Regions from separate parts of the Homo sapiens genome. Here all the other regions are linked to region 1. A link is a contact called in ENCODE Hi-C or POLR2A ChIA-PET data. All regions are on one chromosome and are shown on one strand. The core of a region is the stretch at or near the end of the contact, and the rest is flanking DNA. Distances in the headings are between cores, read along the strand shown.

The links. Hi-C counts contacts between places; a loop is a spot of excess contacts on that map. ChIA-PET counts read pairs that join two places held with the same protein, here RNA polymerase II (POLR2A). Pooled maps may share reads with other maps.
Region 2: a map of GM12878 shows a loop between it and region 1 (5-fold over the local background). The contact joins the promoter of CCR5 here to the enhancer-like site in region 1. A Hi-C loop is called at or near these places in 2 of 168 maps with a recorded cell type or tissue (GM12878 and breast epithelium), 5 of 37 single-sample maps with no recorded cell type and 7 of 50 pooled maps. POLR2A ChIA-PET finds 5 or more read pairs at or near these places in 3 of 52 experiments (H1, HEK293 and activated CD4-positive, alpha-beta memory T cell).
Region 3: a map with no recorded cell type shows a loop between it and region 1 (6-fold over the local background). The contact joins two enhancer-like sites. A Hi-C loop is called at or near these places in 2 of 37 single-sample maps with no recorded cell type and 4 of 50 pooled maps. POLR2A ChIA-PET finds 5 or more read pairs at or near these places in 1 of 52 experiments (H1).

Annotation. Positions count from the first base shown.
Region 1 is chr3:46,185,187-46,190,074 of GRCh38, reverse strand. It overlaps LOC105377067 (a long non-coding RNA gene), which reads right to left. Exons shown (of 2, transcript XR_940805.3): 2 at 1-1,143. Among named protein-coding and RNA genes, the nearest start is that of CCR1, 21 kb to the left of the region's middle. RefSeq lists an enhancer at 2,397-2,536. Within about 2 kb of position 2,859, at least 3 of the 41 ENCODE cell types and tissues checked have a DNase peak (open chromatin) inside an H3K27ac peak, as active enhancers do; they include GM12878, where a contact is called at or near this core.
Region 2 is chr3:46,368,179-46,373,066 of GRCh38, reverse strand. CCR5 (C-C motif chemokine receptor 5) reads right to left here and starts at 2,121. Exons shown (of 2, transcript NM_001394783.1): 1 at 2,079-2,121; 2 at 1-175. The coding sequence starts at 164. CCR5AS (CCR5 antisense RNA) reads left to right here. Exons shown (of 4, transcript NR_125406.2): 3 at 1,650-1,823.
Region 3 is chr3:46,346,998-46,351,885 of GRCh38, reverse strand. No RefSeq gene overlaps it. Among named protein-coding and RNA genes, the nearest start is that of CCR2, 4.7 kb to the left of the region's middle. RefSeq lists an enhancer at 1,509-1,658. Within about 2 kb of position 1,970, at least 6 of the 41 ENCODE cell types and tissues checked have a DNase peak (open chromatin) inside an H3K27ac peak, as active enhancers do.

The sequences.
Region 1 (4,888 bases), core at 1,610-4,109:
TTTTTATTGACATGGGAATACACTCATAACATTGTCAAATTAAAAAAAGGGAAATATAGAATTCTTCTGGTCCACATTTTATAATATATGTGGAGAGTACAAAGACAGGAAAAGAATACACCCAAATCAGCATGGCACTCTGTGTATCAGAAGCAATATGAGACAAGGCTATGGTTCTCAAACTGTAGGGGCCACAGTGAGTTCACAGGGGTGCCATGGAATATTTCCAGTTTTCAGAGGATATACATTGATAGCTGACCCTTCTTGGACACCTTGGGAACTACTCGATTGAGGAAGTTCACAGTTCGAACATCAGATTGCAGTATATTCCTTTCACAGTTGTCATATCTTTCCAAAGCTGGGTTTTCAATGATTGCTTTGAGGTAAAATGGTGTGGGACAGAAAATGAGGGCAACAGTGTCCAACTTGATTCCAAGGTTGGAGAAGTTGGGCCTTGTCCAACAGGCACATATCCCATCGGCACTGCTTATTTAAGAGGAAAATCAAATATTATTTTTTCTTTCAATGTATGTATATTTTCTTTTCAAACAGCTATTACAAACATACCTACGTCATTTGGATCTAACCACTTAATTAATGGAACTGTTTGGTATTTCTTTTGGCCCAGGTGCACTAAGAAGAGAGTACTGAGAAATTAAGGGCACCACACGCAGAGAAAGTTTGGGGACCCCTGAGCTGAGGGATTTATTTAGGAGTGAGATTATATGCAAAGTGAGAGCTGGCGGGCAAGTCTCTCCGGGCTGTCCCCTCTGCCTGCAGTGTTGAGTGGGAAGTCTCTTCAGGTCAGCCACTCCAGCAGTCAGGAAGGAACGCCAGCTGAGGATGTGAGCAAGGATCAGATGGCACCTGTAAGGACAAGCGAGATCCTACACGGAAACTACCCGCCTTGAGGACAAACAGGAGGTTCATCTGTCTCTCGCGGCATCCAGCCACTACCTCGCTAGGAATCTGCAGAGGAAGCTGCTGCATTCACCATGGAGGTTCACATGCGCCTGGCCCAGGACTTGTACTTCCAGAGGGGAGCATGGGAGCCGGAATCCAGTGGGTCCAGGTGCCGTCCTACGCCAAAGTGAGCCTGCAGATAGACTGCAGTGTGCACAAGCCACCACAGGGCCCCGGAACCTGCTGGCACATTCACAGCGTTACATTACAGCTGTTGCTCCATTCTCTCGTGAATCTCAAGTTAGTTATATAGATCCCCGGGCCTGTGCTAACCTGGAACCCTACTGACAGTGAGTTCTGGGAAATGTAGTTCCCGTTTAAACTGACATTGTATAAAGTCATCGCAAATGAGTGATGTTAATTTTCTTCTGTATGCTTTCAGTGCTATCTAACTGAAAAAAAAAATACATATATTTTTTTAGAGCAGGATCTCACTCTGTCATCCAGGCTGGAGTGCAGTGGTGACCACAGTTCACTGCGGTCTTGAACTCCTGGACCCAAGAGATCCACCCGCCTCAACCTCCTCAGTAGCTGGGACCACAGACCCATGTCACTACACCCAGCTAATACTTTATTTTTATCCTTTGTAGAGACAGGATCTTGCTTTGTTGCCCAGGCTGGTCTTGAACTCCTGGCCTCAAGGGATACTCCTGCCTTGGCCTCCCAAAGTGCTGGGATTACAGGCATGAGCCACCAGGCTGGCCTATCCAACTTTTAAAATGGCCACATCATAAGAAAAACTATTCTTTGTGAAAAGAAAGAAAGGAAGGAGAAAGGGCAAGAAGGAGAAGAAGTCTAATGGGGGGAAAGTTGGGGAAAGAGAGTGAGAAGGAGACAGAGAAAAGAAAAAGATGAGCAGTTGCTTCTTAGAAGAACACAGTGGGATGAACATTCCGGGGTAAGGGTGTGGAGTGAATGAAGGCCAGAAGCATGACTCTCTCTGGGACCTGCACAAAGGTTAGTATGACTCCCGTCATGTGCAGGGGAGCAGGAGTGAGAGGGGGAGCATGGGGCAGTGAGTGGGCTGACTGGGACATGGGGCCAGAGCAGGAGGCTGTGATGAGTCACTGAGCTTGAGTCTCCACTTCATGAGGTGACTCCCAATGCACACTCTGAGCACAGAGTTTAAAAAGCAGGTATTTGTAAGCCAGAAGTCCCTGTGTAAGCACTTTCACATCTCTCTGAGCCTCACTTTTCATAGTAATAGAAAGGGGTACTTTAAATAATGGTAATTATATTGAATAAAGGTCTTGCCAAATAGTGACAGTTGCTCAAAACCCTCTTATCCCCATACAACTTAGTGCCCTTTCTCCTCCAAATCCCCCATGGCTCACTGCTCTCCCAGATCCCAGGCCTCTGCTGCTTCCCATTTGTAACAATGTGGATAAAGCTATGTGGGCTCCACAGAGCTACAGATAGGCATCTAATAACTACTTATTAAAAATATCTATTGGCCAGGCATGGGGGCTCATGCCTATCATCTCAGCATTTTGAGAGCCCAAGAGTTTGAGACCAACTTGGGCAACATGGCAAAACCCTGTCTCTACAAAAAATACAAAAATGAGTCACTCATGGTGGTGCACACCTGTAGTCCCAGCTATTCAGGAGGCTGAGATGGGAGGATTGTTTGAGCCCTGGAGGTCGAGGCTGCAGTGCGCCATGATCACACCACTGCACTCCAGTGTGGGTGACAGAGTGAGACCCTCCCTCAAAAAAAAAAAAAAAGCATCTGATCCAAAGTGGCCCCCTAGTTTTATTTGCACTTCTTACAAGATTTCCTCGAAAGGAAGATCAGATATATTTATCTGAAACAGTGTCACACTCCAGTGATTTCTTTGCAGTACTCTTATGTACAAGACACTTTCAGGAAGCTGACACATTGTGGCCATTCACACTTGACTTCCACTGCCTGTCAAGACAACTATTTTCCTCCTCAGCATTTGCTTAATTCTATACTTGGTTCTTGAGAGGGAGAAAAAAAAGGGGGGGAAGTCACCTCTATAATTTAAATTTTGTATATGTGTTTTTGCAAAATTGCAGAAGTTCAAGCTGCTTTATACTCTATTTGTCAAAACTTGATTTTCTTTATCATTAAAAGGAAGCAAGGCTGGCGAGGGGGTTGTCTGAAAGTAAATGTGATAGACACTACTAAATGTGACCACAGAAAGGCTTCAAGGATGTTGCCCACAGCTGTGTTCCTAAGGAGAGAGAACTAGAAACTCCCTAGAGATACAGCATTCATTTATAGCGATGAATAAAATAGACTGTTTCTGCTTTTTGTTTCTTTTTTGCATCTTTTGTATATATTGAGGGTAAAAGAGAGAAAAACAAGAAGCAAACAAAAATAAAACAAAAACCCAGGAGATTGGTTAAATTGATTTAGTGATATGCTAGAGCCAGCTTGTAGCAATTCATAAGAATCAATGGTGTGACTTCTTCCCAACTCCATATGTTATGTCATGTAGTAGCTTTAAATTAAACACTGTTGGAATATTTACACAGGGAAATTGGCAAATACTACAAATCAGGGCTTTTTTAAAAGAGATGATTGTCAAATATTTACCAGGACCTCACTGTTTATAGTATGTTCATAAAATAAAATATTAAGCTATTATCATATTAACTTCTAGAAAAACATTTCATAATATAACTATGTGTATGCAAAAAAAATGACCTTGGACCCTCACCTCACACCATGCACAAAAATTAACTGAAAACAAATCATAGACTTAAATGTAAGAGTTGAAACAATTAAACTTTTAGAAGTAAACATAGAAGTAAATCTTTAGGACTTTGGGCCAGACAGATTTCTTTTAAAAATGTGATTTATAAATGAAAAAATTGATAAAATAGACCTCATCAAAATTGAAAACCTTGCACTTCAAAAGATACCATTAAGAAAATGGAAGGACAGGAAAAACACTGGGAGAAATATTTGCAAAACACATTTATGATAAAAAGCTGGTACCAGAATTTAGAGAGTGCTTGTATAACTCAATTGTAAAAAAACAATCAAAGATAGATGCATGCTCTCACTTATAAGTGGAAGCTAAATAATAAAAACACATGGACACAAAGAGGGGAACAACAGACACTGGGGCCTACTTGAAGGTGGAGGGTGGGAGGAGGGAAAAGTTCAGAAAAAAATACTTATCGGGTACTATGCTTAGTACCTGGGTGAGGAAACAATCTGTACACCAAACCCCTGTGATGACACGAGTTTACCTACATAACAAACCTGCACATGAACCCCAGAACCTAAAACAAAAGTTAAAAGAAAAAAAATAGCCATAAAGCCTCAATTACATGGAGGAATAATTTTTGATTTCTTTGAGGTATATTGCATAGCTTGGTGAATATAGTAAATAATAATATGTTGTACATTTCAAAATTGCTAAGAGAGTAAATTTCAAATTTTTTAACACAAAATGTAAGTACTTGAGGTGATGGATATGTTAATTAGCTTGATTTGATTATTCCACATTGTATTTATACATTATAACAAAACTTTGTGTACAACAATAGTTTGTCAATTTACAATTACAAAATAAAAATTAAAAATAATAAGCAAAAAATATTAACAGACATTTCACCAAAGAAGATACATGAAAGGCTAATAAAGTATGAAAAGATGCTCAACATCATTAGTCATTAGGGAAATGCAATTGCAAATTAAAGCCACAATGAGATGCCATTTCACACATACCAAAAGGGCTGTAATAAATGAGACACACAACAGCAAGTGTTAGGAAGGGTGTGGAGAAATTAAACCCTCATGCATTGCTGGTAGGGATAAAAAATGGTATAGCTGCTTTGGAAAACAATTTAGCATTTTCTCAAAATGTTAAATATAGAGGGTTCATCTGACCTAGCAATTCCATTTCTAGGGATATATCCAAGAGAAATGAAAACATATGTCCGTAAA
Region 2 (4,888 bases), core at 872-3,371, 180 kb before region 1:
AGGATGAGGATGACCAGCATGTTGCCCACAAAACCAAAGATGAACACCAGTGAGTAGAGCGGAGGCAGGAGGCGGGCTGCGATTTGCTTCACATTGATTTTTTGGCAGGGCTCCGATGTATAATAATTGATGTCATAGATTGGACTTGACACTTGATAATCCATCTTGTTCCACCCTGTGCATAAATAAAAAGTGATCTTTTATAAAGTCCTAGAATGTATTTAGTTGCCCTCCATGAATGCAAACTGTTTTATACATCAATAGGTTTTTAATTGCCTACATAGATGTCTACATTGAATTAACTCTCTTTTTGGCCAAGCAATGAAGTTTTGTAGTGAAGGGAAGGTTTGCTGCTAGCTTCCCTGTCCACTAGATGGAGAGCTTGGCTCTGTTGGGGGAATTCATGAAAGCACCATCTCACCAAATAAAATCTTGTGCTCTATAGCACCATGGAGTGAATGAAGCTTTGACAACAATTTTAAGAAACTGGGTCAAGCATGGTGCAGCTCAGCCTTTTTGTTGTTGTTGTTGTTGTTGTGAGACAGGGTCTCACTCTGTCGCCCAGGCTGGAGTGCAGTGGCACGATCATGGCTCACTGCAGCCTGGACCATCCCGGGCTCAAGCAATCCTCTCACCTCACCCCTCCAAGTGGCTGGGGACTACAGGCGCCACCACACCAAGCTAATTTTGTTTATTTTTATAGATACAAGATCACACTATGTTGCCCAGGCTGGTCTCGAACTCCTGGGCTCAAGCGATCCTCCTGCCTCAGCCTCCTAGAATGCTGGGATTACAGGCATGAGCCACCATGCCCGGCTGCAACTCAGTCTTAACATTTTTATTGACGCTAGAGTTAGCCCACAAAGAACATGCACTATGAGCAAGCCAGTAATAATTAAGAGGCCTCGAGGGCACATACTGGATGCCAATCACTGTTCTAAGCATCATACCCATTCATTCATTTAATCCTTAGGGCAACCTTATGAGGCAGGAAATATTTTTCACATTTTGCAGACAAGGACCTTGAAGCACAGAGAGGGTGAGTAACTTGCTCAAAGCCACACAGCTAGTAAGCAACCGATTTTGAATGCGGGAAGCCTGCACTCTTAACTACCATGCTACCCTCCCTCTCAGTCCTCGAAAAGAGAATTAAAAGGCAAGACCATCAGATGTTTGGTGACATGATGTAGTCAGAGTGAAATGGCCGGGTGCCCAAGTCCCAGGGAAGGTCATAGATGACAACAGCCAATTGTAAAATCCTCACATTTTCTGTGAAGTTTGTGTTTGTAGTTTCTGAGTTGCCACAATTAAGAGTTGTCATACATACCCAAGAAATAATATAATAAAAAATGTTTCGTCTGCCACCACAGATGAATGTCATGCATTCTGGGTAGTTTAGTCTTATAACCAGCTGTCTTGCCTAGTCTATTTAAGTTCAGCTGCTCTAGCTGAGAATTTTCTCTTATTAAACCCTGTGAGTCTCAAACTCCCTGCACCTTAGACTAGGCAGCTGAGAGAAGCCCCTAGAAAAGCTCATTTTTAATTTTGAACCATAAAGAATTATATACTAACTGTGCCATGAAACTGATATATTAGAGGAAAATTTTATTTGGCGTTTGTAATTTAATATTAATTTTGACCATTTTTAGGCTTCCCTCTTGTCTGGAGGAAAAAGAAAAAAGAGAACCAGACTTAGACACAACTTCTTGTGGGCACATATTCAGAAGGCATCTCACTGGAGAGGGTTTAGTTCTCCTTAGCAGAAGATAAGATTTCAAGATTTCAGCTAAGACTCATCTCTCTGCAAATCTTTCTTTTGAGAGGTAAGGATTGTTAGTTATTAAAATACTATTGCTCCCTTTAAAGTCTTTCACTCACAATCATGTTTTGTATCTTTGATGTTATAACCGTCTGAAACTCATTCCAAACTGTGACCCTTTCCTTATCTTAAAGATTATATTTTAAGATAATTGTATGAGCACTTGGTGTTTGCCAAATGTCTTCTATGGGTTTCCTGTAAAGTCTTTTACTCATCTCAGAAGCTAACTAACAGGCCAAGCAGCTGAGAGGTTACTTACCGGGGAGAGTTTCTTGTAGGGGAACGGATGTCTCAGCTCTTCTGGCCAGATGAGCTGTGCAAATCAATCATATAGACAGTATAAAAGTAGGAAATGCTGTTTCTTTTGAAGGAGGGTGGAGTTAAATCATTAAGTGTATTGAAGGCGAAAAGAATCAGAGAACAGTTCTTCTTTTTAAGTTGAGCTTAAAATAAGCTAGAGAATAGATCTCTGGTCTGAAGGTTTATTTACGGGCTTTTCTCACTGGATTATTTTGTTTTTGTTCTCTGCTCATCCCACTACACAGAATCTGTTAGAAAATATAAAGAATAAAGGATATCAGAGCTAGAAGAACATTTACATTCATCTAGTCAAAAGCCCACATTTTAGTAAAAGAAATTACTATCCAAGAAGCAAATGATTTGTACAAGATCACAGGGCTTTTCAACAGTAAGGCTAAAAGGTTAAGAAAATTCTGATTATCTTAAGAGTTGCTATTAATTAAAGCCAACTTAAACCAACTTTAAATGTAGAGGGGGATCCTGGACTTCACATTAACCCTGTGTCCCCTTTTTCTCCACTCTCCCCGTATCCCCTATCCCACCCCAACCCCCACACAGATGCTCACCACCCAATATTATTGTTCTCTGTAAACGGAAACAACCTGTTGTCTAAAGAGTTTTAACTATGGGCTCACGGGTGAGCTAAACAGGTTTCCCATCTTTTTCTGGACCCAGGATCTTAGTGGGGATTTTCACTCTGTTCACTATTTTGTTGCCCTTCAAACCAGTAAGCATTTATGAGGACTCACACTATGCCAGATACATAGGTGGCAGGATTCTTCACTCCAGATATAATCTATCTGAAGCTATGAGAAATTTTCCACATGACATAAGTATATGGTCAAGTTCAGGTTCTTTATGACTATACTATATACAGTCATATCAAGCTCTCTTGGCGGTTGGTGACATCTGAAAATCTCAAGTATTGTCAGCAGAGCTGAGAAGACAGCAGAGAGCTACTCCCGAGCCACAAGATGCCCTCTGGGCTTCCGTGACCTTGGCTCTAGAATAAAAAGCTTTGGCTTGTGATCTCTAAGAAGGCAAATGAGACCCCAAACAGCAAAATTACGTGCCCCCAATCCTACAGAGGCAGACTAACCCAGGGGCTAAGCCAGTGGCCTCTGTAGTCAGACTGCCAAGCTTGAAACCTGTCTTACCCTCAGCTTTCTCGTCTGGGTATTGGGCTGAATGACAGTAGTCATTTCATGAGTTGTTGGGAGGATTCTATGAGGCATCCACGGCCAGCATCTAGCACATACTATGCACTCAGTAAACATCAAACTCTTAGTTACTCTTTCAGCAGTCCTTTGTCAGAGAGAGTTTATTTGATCAAATCCTAATAAAATTGGTTCACCGGAGTCTCTGTCTATAGCAGATTAGTTTCAGCAAACTAGAAGCTGAAAAGGTAAAGCTAATTGCTGGTGCTTGGAGAATAGAAAGAAATGACTGCTTGGGAAAAGCCAGAACAGTATAGAAATAGCCCAGCGATCAAGACACCCCCACCCCCGCCCCATATAGGGACATATGTCTGTGCTACAACAGAGCTCAGTAACATAATCATAACAAGGACAGCGAATCATCGAGAAAATGTTCTAGTTCATCCCATATGTGCAATTCAAAAGGCATTGATTAAGAACTGCAGTCATGCTGCTGGGTTTAACCTCCAGCTTCATTACTGCTACTTGGCTCTGACCAAATTATTGAAGCTCTGTGCCTTAGTTTTCTTAACTGTAGAGTGGAGGTTTTAAAAAAACCCAAATACAAACTTACTCAATATGCCTGTGGTGGAGAGGGAATGATAACAAGTGTAGAGCCTTTTGGGCACCCACCCTCGGGGGACTGTTTAAGCAGGGAAATATAAAGTGTGCTTTTGAAAGAGTTCAAAAATAGGTAACAAATAAATTAATATAAAATTTTATAGAAAATAGATAGCATAAATACAACTTTGGTTTTTCGAAAGATAGATAGCCTTGTATTCACTGGTAATCCACTTGTGCAGAACCCCCGGAGGCTGCCGGACCAACACTGTATTTCTGTTTGTGGCAATTGCTGGTTCTTACTTTCACCATGCAGAGCTGAGGCTTTGCCATGTTCTGTTTGTCTGTCATTAGGGTATTGGAGGATGTGAAGACATACTCACCCCCAGAGGGCAATGTGGGCTAGCGGAGCAGGCTCGGAGTCACACACGCTGTGCTGCTGACTTGCTGTGTGACCTCGGCAAGATACTTCCACTGCCCAAGCTTCCATTTCCTCATCTGTTAAATGACGTGCTAGACCTGGGGCAGCTTCCACCCTAAATACTACATGATTCTATGGCCAAGTTAGTTTGAAAAATATAGGCTAGATGGGAAACAAGGTGAGGATTCACAGGCTGAAACAAGGAAGCACAGCTTTGCAGTGTGCGTTACTCCACTTTTGTGTTTCTGGTCCAGAGGTGTGTTCTAGTAACCACTCAGGACAGGGGGGTTCAGCCCAAGGATTCACAAGAAAGTGGGGACCCATGGGAAATTCTTCAGCATTTAAATGAAATGTTGTTCTGGATACAATAATGACAACAAGCTAGCAGCTTATCATGCTGTGACTTAGTTGCTTGGTGTCTGCTACTCTTTCTACTTTGTCCCTCTCAGTTTGCATGGCTCTTGTTCTCTTTTTATTATTAAGTACATTCGGACACCCCATAGGAAATGAACTTTTGATCACTTTGTCACTCTAGACTCCATGCCCATATTGGAGGGTGTTTCGTGCCATCCCTCCTTTTTGGGGCCTTTT
Region 3 (4,888 bases), core at 721-3,220, 160 kb before region 1:
TCTTGCCACCTGTTCCTATGATTCAACCCAGGATGGGGAAGAGCAAGAGCCAGAAATTTTGCTCTGGCTGATTAGGACCGCTCTCCAATTTTGTCTTCACATTGTGATCTTTGTCTCCAGCCCTGTAATTTCATAAACAAGGAGAGGCACAGAGGTAGATAGTTGCAGAGCCAGGATTCAAACCTTTGGCTTATACTGACACAGAGGGCAGGATAACAGAGGGCACCCTCCGCTGAGATTTTGAAGAGACAGTATAGAATGAAAATATTTTTGGAGGGGTGAGCAGGCTTAAAAGAAGCAACAGGGATGGTGAGGTGGTCTGTCATCCCTATGCTTTGTGGGAGACCAGAATTTGACACCCTAAAATGTACCTCTTTTGCATAAGGATTGTTGAGCTGAAGGCAATTAAGAAGCAGATGAAGGAAAGCTCTTTTCCCTCCCTTTATTTGTCTAAAAGCAGGATATAGACTTACAAAGACAAAACGGATCTGCACCCCCCTCCACACCTTCTGCCAGGGTGAACAAAGGTTCACCACTGAAGACAAATTTAAATCCTTGTGGACCTGGAGATGGCACCAGAGGAATCTTCATTAACAAGTATTACTAACCAGCCTTTACCTCCATTTATTCCTTTTGCCTTCCTACAAGTCACTGTCCCTAGAGGCTCAAAGTTCATTTTCTTTGTCTTGTCATATCTCTAAAATGTTACTGAACTTTGTTGAAGATGCTATATGAGCTGGAATTCAAAGTCACCTTTTTAAGAATTATTCATTCCCTGGATAGCTCCTATGTACGTATAAAATATGTACGTTAATAAACTTTTCTCGTGTTAATCTGTCTTTTGTTACAGGGGTCCATTCCAAGAACTTATGAGCATTGAGGAAAAAATTATTTTTTTCTTCCTTAACAGCTAGAAGGATCAAAAGAATAAACAATACCACTTGAGTGCTACAGACAGCTGGAATTGAGAGCTGCAGGTTGATGGCTCAGCCACTGCTAGAAGTTCAGCAAAGCAGTAGGACAGCAGGGGCAGAAAGTATCCTAACCTCCTTCTCCCACTCTGACCTCCTACCAGTGCTTCCCAGTGACTGAACCAGATGGGAAGAGGGAATAATGGACAGTCTAGGCAATGTAGCCCCTAAAATCAGCATCCTGGGACTCAGAGTGGATCTGGGGGAGTGTGGCAAATAACCACACAACCGTCAAGTCAAACAAATTTTTTTCTTGCAACTTTCTTCTTACCTCGTCCATATATTAATAGATAGTTAGAAAATTGGGAATCTTGATCAGTACATCTTAGAATTCTTTATGCACACGGAGAGAGTTAAAAAGGATGTTTTTTCATGAGTTTGAGAATTCTGTATCTACCCATTGGCACTGGGTTCATGGTTTCTAAGGTTCCCAGTCTCAATGATGAGTATGGCCCTTCGAGCAGGCTTGAAGGAAAGTATGTCACAAGCCACTGAGCTCTGATGTGCCTGCTGACCAAGCAGGATTACATAGAAGGCAGGGCTGTGGTCACCTCAAGGTGACATGGGGCAAGGAAGAGGAGAAGCTCAATTTTTCTGCAAGCCAATGATATGAGAATAGTTTATGCTCCCCAAATAACAAAAGAAGACCCAGAATGCTGGCCCTAAGATGTTTAAGATCTTGTTTATTTTTACACTCAAGGTCAGCAGTTGAGTTGGGGATTAGGCCATTGAAACTGAAAGTTAGAGTTGTACTCAGAACCTCTCTGCCACTCCATGGATGGCAAGAACATGTGAGAGAAAGCATAGCTAGAGAGAATTGGTGGTGGGGCAAGAAGACAGAAAAGGTTTTTCAACAGCCTGAAGTACTTTAACGATGCCCTTAGCAATTTCCTAAGTAATGGGCAATAGATTTGTTCAGTTAGTGCCTTTAGAAAATAGAGAAATTCTTGCCTCTTGTCAACACAGATGCTTTTGGTTCATTGCGGTTTTTATGGTTTGCATGCTTCCTGTGACCTACTAAAATAGATTAGTGAGTTCTAGGATTTTACATCTTCAATTCTGGTTAAACATGATCTGGACCAATATGATGCCCACAGAAAAAGCAGTAATTATGTTCCTACCTATCCTGGTCAAGTCTTCATAATAAAAATGAAGCAAACTATTACCACTGTTTTTGTCACAAATGAAAAAGTAACACAACAGGGCATAGAGTCACAGCAAGAAAGCCCAGCAACTGCAAATGATTCTTGGAAAGGAAGTGTCAACTAGCAGAGGGCAGATAAGAATTTCTCCTCCATCTTCTAAGTTCAACTTTGTCTCCAGATGAACCAGGAGTAGACAAGAATGTATGATTAGAAATAGAAATTAAAAGAACAAAATGGTAATTTTGACTTAGAGTGTAAATGCAGCAGATTAGATGTCATACCTTTAGGCCAAACAAACTGTAGGAGAAAAAAGGGGAAATCAGAATCTTTAATACATGTACTTGCTAAAAAGCTGTCTCAAGTGACGGAAAGAAATTCATTTGAACCCTATAGTAGGAATTCTTTTGTAGCCTAGATGTTTTAAATGTCTCTGTGATTAAGATCTCAGTATAGATGCCTCAGAGGTAGCCTGCTCTAGGGAGGAATCTGTGGCTGGGGATAGGCCAAGACAGGTATTTAGAAGGCATTTATAGATGTCCCCAAGACTTGGCAACAGCAGGTTGGGAGCCGAGTCTGGGAGTGAGAAGCTAAGATTCATACTCCCCACCAGCATATTCCCTGACACTAAGCTTGGTGAGTAGAAGGAGCAATAGAGGGAGTACTTGCAGGAAGAAGTTTAATGAATATCATTGTGGCTTCTGAGGTGTCCCAGGGAGGGGCACCATGCTATAGAAAACATCAGGAAACCCAGACTGTGCTCATTGTTGGTACAGATGGCATGAGAGGAAACCCACAGAGCTGATGTGGCAGAGGTTCTGATTGGTGAACATGATTAGACTTACCCTGGGTGGGCATGAGTGATGGAGACAATGAGATGGACCCTGACCTACCATGACTGATTGGAGTTGAGCCCAACTGATGGTGACTTTTGCGGGGACCATAAACCTCTGATGGTGGGAAAGAATAAGTGTGTGGAGGACAACTCCTTTGTAATGCAACTTAGGTGTATATATTTCTATTTAAAAAGTAATGCATGCTGAAAGCAAAAGTTGACTCTTTAAAAGATCAACAAAGTTGACAAACCTTTAGCTATGCTAAGACAGAAGAAGAAGACAAAAAGAATACAGAGAAGACACAAATAACTAAGATCAGGTAAGGTGGGGACATTATCAACTTTACAAAAATTAAAAGATTATAAGATAATACTATGAAAAAATGCACACCAATAAATTAAATAACCTAGATTAAATGAACAAATTTCTAAAATACATAAATTGCTAAAAAGTTACTCAAGAAGAAATAGAAAATCTGAAAAGATCTGTAAAAATTAAAGAGATCAAATTGGTAATCAGAAACCTCCCAACACAGAAAAATGTTAAGAACCAGACGGCTTCACTGGTAAGTTCTACCAAACATTTAAAGAAAAATTAATATCACTCCTTCTCAAACGTTTAAAAAATGAAAGAGGAGAAAACACTCCCTCATTCATTCTAAGAAGACAGCATTACCATTATAGCAAAGCCAGACAAATAAACCACAAAAAACCTGTGGACTGATATTGCTTATGAATATAGATGCAAAAACTCTAAACAAAATACTAGCAAACTAAATCCAATGGCATATTAAAAGGGTTATACACCATGACCAAGTGAAATTTATATAAAGAATGCAAATGTAGTACAACATAAAAAATCAACCAATGTAACATCAACACTAATAGAATGAAGGAAAAAAAATCTCACATGATAATCTCAACTGACACAGAAAAAGCATTTGACAAATTAAATACCCTTTATATCAAAAACACTCCAAGAAGTAGGAGTAGGAAGGAACTTCCTCAACATGATAAAAGATATTTGTAAAAAACCCACAGCTAACATTATACTCAATGGTTAAAGACTGAAAAATTTCTCTCTAACATCAGGAAAAAGACAAGAATGCCCATTTCACCATGGTTATTCAACATCATACTGGAAGTTCTAGCCAGGGAAATTAGGCAAGAAAAGGAAATAAAAGGCATCCAAATGAGAAAGAAAGAAGCAAAACTATCTTTATTCACAGATGACATGATATGTAGAAAATCCCAAATAATCCTCAAAAAAACTATCAAAGTTAACAAGCAAATTCAGCAAAATTGCAAGGTATAAGATTGTTGGGAACAGGCCCCCCAAAATCTGGCCATAAACTGGCCCCAAAACTGGCCATAAAAACCGCTGCAGCACCGTGACATGTTCATGATGGCCATAATGCCCACGCTGGAAGGTTGTGGGCTTACCGGAATGAGGGCAAGGAACACCTGTCCCACACAGGGCAGAAAACCGCTTAAAGGCATTCTTAAACCACAAACAATAGCATGAGTGATCTATGACTTAAGGACATGCTCCTGCTGCAGATAACTAGCCCAACCCATCCCTTTATTTCAGCCCTTCCCTTCGTTTCCCATAAGGGATACTTTTAGTTAATCTAATATCTATAGAAACAATGCTAATGACTGGCTTGCTGTTAATAAATATGTGGGTAAATCTCTGTTTGAAGCTCTCAGCTCTGAAGGCTGTGAGACGCCTGATTTCCCACTTTACACCTCTATATTTCTGTGTTTGTGTCTTTAATTCCTCTAGTGCTTCTAGGTTAGGGTCTCCCCAACTGAGCTGGTCTCAGCATAAGATCAACACAAAGAATCAGTTGAGTTTCTATACACCTGCAATGAACATCCAACAGGAAATTGAGAAAATAATTTTATTTACAATAGCATAAAAAAATGCAATACCTAGG